2 separate regions of the Homo sapiens genome follow, and region 1 is linked to region 2. Evidence: chromatin loops called from intact Hi-C (ENCODE). Cell type or tissue: Caco-2. All regions are shown on one strand. Each heading gives the region's core, and the rest is flanking DNA. Links, peaks and the distances in the headings are about the cores only.

Region 1 (2,927 bases), core at 139-2,638, 850 kb before region 2:
CTCTCTTGCTTGTTGGAGGGAGACTCAGTTCCATAGTTTCACCTTAGCATTCAGATTATGATAAGGAGTCCATGCAACATCCCACAGACACATTTGTCCCAAACTCAATTCTAAGCTTTGGGTCAAAGCCCTAGGAAAGAAAACTAGATATAAGAGATCCAGAGGCAGACAATAATGGAAGTTAAAAGGCACAGCATAGGTGAATGTGGCTGATTCCTGCAGATTAAGCCAAGCCCAAGCTTCCTGTTTCATAGATAAAGGCCACATTAGTATCCATGGCATAAATGAGATCTAGGTAATCCAAGGTTACTGATAGTAGGAGGGAAAAATACATAGGTGAGAGCAGACAATTCCTATTCTTTAGGCCCTCCCTGATTCATGGGTGCAAGCTGCTTTGCAACCCGTGGCGGCACCTGCCAAGGTCACCAGGATTTGGAGATGCAAGAATGGAGGAGGGAAAGAGGATGCTCTTCCCTCTCTCCCTCATGTACCCCGGGTATCTGCTAGGAAGAGAAGGGAACCAGGGATACCCGCTCCTCTCTTTCTAGATGGGTTGTCATTCATCTTCAGTCTGTATCTCTCTCAAATGCATCCTGAGCCCCTGGGATTCCTTTGAAAAATGCCTTCTTTTTTCCTTTCTCCTCCTCTGTCCTCTCTTCACAGATAGGTAATTGTGTCTCTGTACTATGGAACACTCTCCTCAGATACATCCTCTAAACTGGAAAGAGTTAATTTCCCAAACCTTAAACTGATTGGCTTAAGATTGGTCCCAGGGGAAGGGAACCCAGAAGCCTAACATGCTGGCAAGAGGATAAAGTTTTTTTTTTTTTTTTTAACCAGTGGGGCTTTTGGCTTCCCGCTATCTCTGCAAACTAGTAAAAGAACTCAGGATGTTTGAGCTGTCCTTACCCTTCCCCTTGTTTCATTTTCATAGATGTTTTCTAATAACCCGGTTTGTCGTTTTTTGACTTCAGGCCATCAAACTCAGGTCATGCAACCAGAGCCTCTGACTACAGCCCCTTCTGTCAGGCATCCTTAGATAAGCCTCTGAGGGAGCTCTGACTGCAGTTCCCCAAAACAGTCAGTAGGATGCAGTTAAGACCCGTCTTCATCCTTATCCTTTTCCTTATTCTAAGGGCAGTTAGATGCACTTCTTTAGAGGGGGCAATGAGACAGACAGGTGGCCAGGGGTCCTCAGAAAAACTCCACCTGACTTGCACACCTGGTGGAGACACAGAAGTTCACGCCATTGTAGCGGGGAGGAGATTGGCCCCTTCTCTTCCTGTGGAAACTGGGATTCAAGCTGCAAGATGGGAAGTGCACCAGCAGGGACTCTGGCCTTCTGGAGAGTCACTGTTCCCTCTTTTTTTCATTTTCACCCAATAAAACCCTGCTTTACTCACCCTTCAAATTGTCTGCAAGCCTAAATTTTTGTGGCTGTGGGACAAGGACCCTGTTTTTAGCTGAACTAAGGAAAAGTCCTGCAACAATGATATTTAATTTTTTTCCTTTTTCATTTAATCCCTGCTTCAGCTTTATGATATAAGGGATTTATAATCCCTGATTCAGCCTTATGATTAATTTCCCATCCAGCAAAGCATTCACTCCAAAGCAGCAACGTGGGCTTCTGTTATTGGATCTAAGTTATGAAGAAAAACTGGAAATGTGAATTTTTTTTTTAGTATTATACTTTAAGTTTTAGGGTACATGTGCACAATGTGCAGGTTAGTTACATATGTATACATGTGCCATGCTGGTGTGCTGCACCCATTAACTCATCATTTAGCATTAGGTATATCTCCTAATGCTATCCCTCCCCCCTACCCTCACCCCACAACAGTCCCCAGAGTGTGATGTTCCCCTTCCTGTGTCCATGTGTTCTCATTGTTCAATTCCCATCTATGAATGAGAACATGTGGTGTTTGGTTTTTTGTCCTTGCGATAGTTTACTGAGAATGATGATTTCCAATTTCATCCATGTCCCTACAAAGGACATGAACTCATCATTTTTTATGGCTGCATAGTATTCCATGGTGTATATGTGCCACATTTTCTTAATCCAGTCTATCATTGTTGGACATTTGGGTTGGTTCCAAGTCTTTGCTCTTGTGAATAGTGCCGCAATAAACATACGTGTGCATGTGTCTTTATAGCAGCATGATTTATAGTCCTTTGGGTATATACCCAGTCATGGGATGGCTGGGTCAAATGGTATTTCTAGTTCTAGATCCCTGAGGAATCGCCACACTGACTTCCACAATGGTTGAACTAGTTTACAGTCCCACCAACAGTGTAAAAGTGTTCCTATTTCTCCACATCCTCTCCAGCACCTGTTGTTTCCTGACTTTTAATGATTGCCATTCTAACTGGTGTAAGATGGTATCTCATTGTGGTTTTGATTTGCATTTCTCTGATGGCCAGTGATGATGAGCATCTTTTCATGTGTCTTTTGGCTGCATAAATGTCTTCTTTTGAGAAGTGTCTGTTCATATCCTTCACCCACTTTTTGATGGGGTTGTTTGTTTTTTTCTTGTAAATTTGTTTGAGTTCATTGTAGATTCTGGATAGCCCTTTGTCAGATGAGTAGGTTGCGAAAATTTTCTCCCATTCTATAGGTTGCCTGTTCACTCTGATGGTAGTTTCTTTTGCTGTGCAGAAGCTCTTTAGTTTAATTAGATCGCATTTGTCAATTTTGGCTTTTGTTGCCATTGTTTTTGGTGTTTTAGACATGAAGTCCTTGCCCATGCCTATGTCCTGAATGGTAATGCCTAGGTTTTCTTCTAGGGTTTTTATGGTTTTAGGTCTAATGTTTAAGTCTTTAATCCATCTTGAATTAATTTTTGTACAAGGTGTAAGGAAGGGATCCAGTTTCAGCTTTCTACATATGGCTAGCCAGTTTTCCCAGCACCATTTATTAAATAGGGAAT
Region 2 (2,927 bases), core at 95-2,594:
TCACTCTTCAGATGTGAAGGATGTTTGAGTGTGGGAGGGACTCCACAGGCAGGACAAAAACTCGCTGCTTCTTAGTGTGACCATGTGGTACAAACTCGGTGGGAGAGCCTCCTGAGCAATGAACACAGTTTCTTGTTTATAGCAAGTAGACTTGTTTGGACTTAAACATGGAAATTGTATTTTAAAACAAGAGACTATAAAAATAATATACCCTATATCCATGTAAAACATGAACAAATACAATGTAATAAATAATTGTTATAATAAAATGAGGAACAAATATTAAATATAAAATGTGGACTTTTTAATACTCAGTCCATATTTTAAAAATTTTCTATCAAAACTTCCTTGTCCTTTAAAGGGATAACCTTTTTAGAGTATTTAATTTAAAATTTAAAGTATAACCTTTTGTTGGTGTATCTATTTTAGTTTTTTTCAGGATTATAGTTTTGATTAATAAGTTTAAATCCAGTTGATTCTGACCCTGCTTTAGCAAATGACTATTATGATGTGCTTTTTAAAAATGGCTTTTTCTGTATTGCTTGGCAATGGGACCATAGGAAGTCAGCCAAATAAAGGCTATAAAATTAAATTAGCTTACTCCTATATAGCTTATCTACTAGGTACAGTTGAGTAGCTAACAGGCTTAAATACTTTTCCTTTTTTTTGCACATATGGAGTCAAATTGCCTCAAAGAAAATTAGTCCCATCATATTTGAGGCTCTGCAACATTGGTTACAAAGATATATACGCATTTTTAAAAAATAATGAGAATATTCATTGTTATGCCACCAATATTTATTAATCTTGAAGCAATATAAAACTTTTATATTATAAAAAGTAGGAATTATTCTCCCTTAATATTTTACAGTAATTCTGTAGAGAACATATTATCTACATAAAATTGGCATATTTTGAATTTACTATACATAAAATGTGTATTCCAGACATTTTTGTTATAAATGATGTCCTTTGTATGTTAAATACTGTCAAATTTCATAGCAGTTAGACTTCGTAACTCTTTAGCTATTTAATTGTTATTTTTCTGATATTTAAAAACAGTCCTACATTATTCATAGTGATTCTGAAACATTTGAGGAAGGAAAGCAGATATTCTAAATGAGTCCATATGATGTCCAACACTGCTCTCTACTGGCAAAGAAGCAAGTTATAAAACAACTATTCAGCCTTTCAAGTGAAAAAATCTTCCATTTTGAATAATATTTGATAACGAGGGTAGAATCCTCAAACTTCCACACATTTTGTTAAATAGAATACAGTGAAAGAATGGAAGAAATGAATATAGACATCACTTGTGGAAATTAGCTTAAAAGAGAAGTCTTTGTTTTCATTTTAACTATTTGAAAAATAATTATAGGAATTTTGGAAAATATTAACCAAATACGACATATCTTACTAGCATTTTAAGAGTCACCAAGGTAAATATTTTGTTTACAATAGCAAGTTTGATAACATTTCTATAGATTTAATTTCAGCAGACTGCAGCCTGTAAAATGCTGTCTTTTGTACATCTGCCTAAACAATAAGTATTCAAATACATTGAGTGGAGAGATACATGGGGTGGAGTATTTATGTTGAATATAAAATTATATCTATAGTATCAGAAACTTGTTCTGTATTTATCAGAGTCTTTATAGAAGATTTAAAAAAGACATTTACTAGTTTGTAAAATCTGACGAACTATATGCCATGCTGTTATAACTTTCATTATATAGACTAATAATACACAAAACATTTTTAGATCAATGACTACATCTTACCTTTTATAATCTAATATTCTAAATTTCCCATCTGTGTTTTATATCATTCTTATCTGTCCATTTTGCTTGGGAGTCATATTCAATGTTTTAATCTCAAAGTTCAATATATGTAGATACAATCACTTATACCTGCATATTTACACAATAATGCCAAATTATATAGTAATTGATGAGGTTTTGTTAGGTTTGCTTAATATTGTCATTGGCCGATCACTTTTATTTTAATGTAAATTGAAAAGATAATGTGCAATATTTTTAAGAAAGCCACTTCTTGGCTGTGAGGTAAAAGTTGATGCTTATTTTCATTGATACATTTTCTGGAGTGTTCTCATTTTTCTTAGTGAACATATATTAATATTAAAATTAACGTATTTATTCATAAATAAACAGAAAAACCTTGTTGCATTTTCCAGGCACAAGCACACAATTGTGCAAGACACACACTTGTACTCATGTAAACTCTATGGCCTGATATTTCTTAAAAAAAAATTCACCGTAATAAATTTTGTCTATTTGGATTTACAGCAGGGCCTTGAATAACACTCTTTGATTCAATGTTGTTTTATTCCATGTTATTGGTTATAAGGTTGATGAGAAAAAAAATATCAGTTCCCAGACAGGGCTACTGTCTGTGTGGGGTTTTCAGGTTCTCCCCATATCTGCGTGGGTTTTCTCTGAGTACTCCTGTTTCCTCCCATATTCCAAAATGCGCAGGTTTGGTAACTGATCTGTCTAAATGGTCCCCTTCTGAGTGTGTGTGTGTGTGTGTGTGTGTGTGTGTGTGTGTGTGTGTGCGCCCTGCCACTGGGTGGCGTCCTGTCTAGGGCTGTTTCCAGCTTTGCCCCGAGCTATCGGGCAAGGCTCCTGCCACCTGGGACCCTGAGCTAAAACAATTGAGTAAACAATTATCTTACTTGTTTCTATTGATCTTTCTTAAATGTATGTATAGCTCACATTTATTTTGGTGTTTAACATTGGAAGTATTTCGGTCTTTATTTAGAAGTTTGCTGATATTTTTGTGACCAGAAATATGGTGTAGGAACTTAACTGTTGTTTATATCGGTTAGCCTATGGTAAAATTGGTTGTGTTATATGTCCTTCAGCTTAAAGTTGCAGTTTCAAAGAACCTATTGATGCTGTTAAGTG

The links. Hi-C counts contacts between places; a loop is a spot of excess contacts. Peaks named below come from ENCODE experiments on the same cell type or tissue, not always from the same donor. Only the 100,000 strongest peaks of a DNase experiment are listed, where the experiment ranks them.
Region 1: a loop joins it to region 2, with 20 times the contacts of the local background. A loop is called at or near these places in 3 of 110 quality-filtered maps.

Annotation. Positions count from the first base shown.
Region 1 is chr2:187,658,025-187,660,951 of GRCh38, forward strand. No RefSeq gene overlaps it. Among named protein-coding and RNA genes, the nearest start is that of TFPI, 110 kb to the left of the region's middle. In Caco-2, for the core only: a CTCF peak has its summit at 1,150; no DNase peak of the experiment used is centred there.
Region 2 is chr2:188,511,509-188,514,435 of GRCh38, forward strand. The region is part of intron 4 of GULP1 (GULP PTB domain containing engulfment adaptor 1); the gene reads left to right. Among named protein-coding and RNA genes, the nearest start is that of MIR561, 220 kb to the left of the region's middle. In Caco-2, for the core only: CTCF peaks have their summits at 1,154 (motif pointing left) and 2,577 (motif pointing right); no DNase peak of the experiment used is centred there.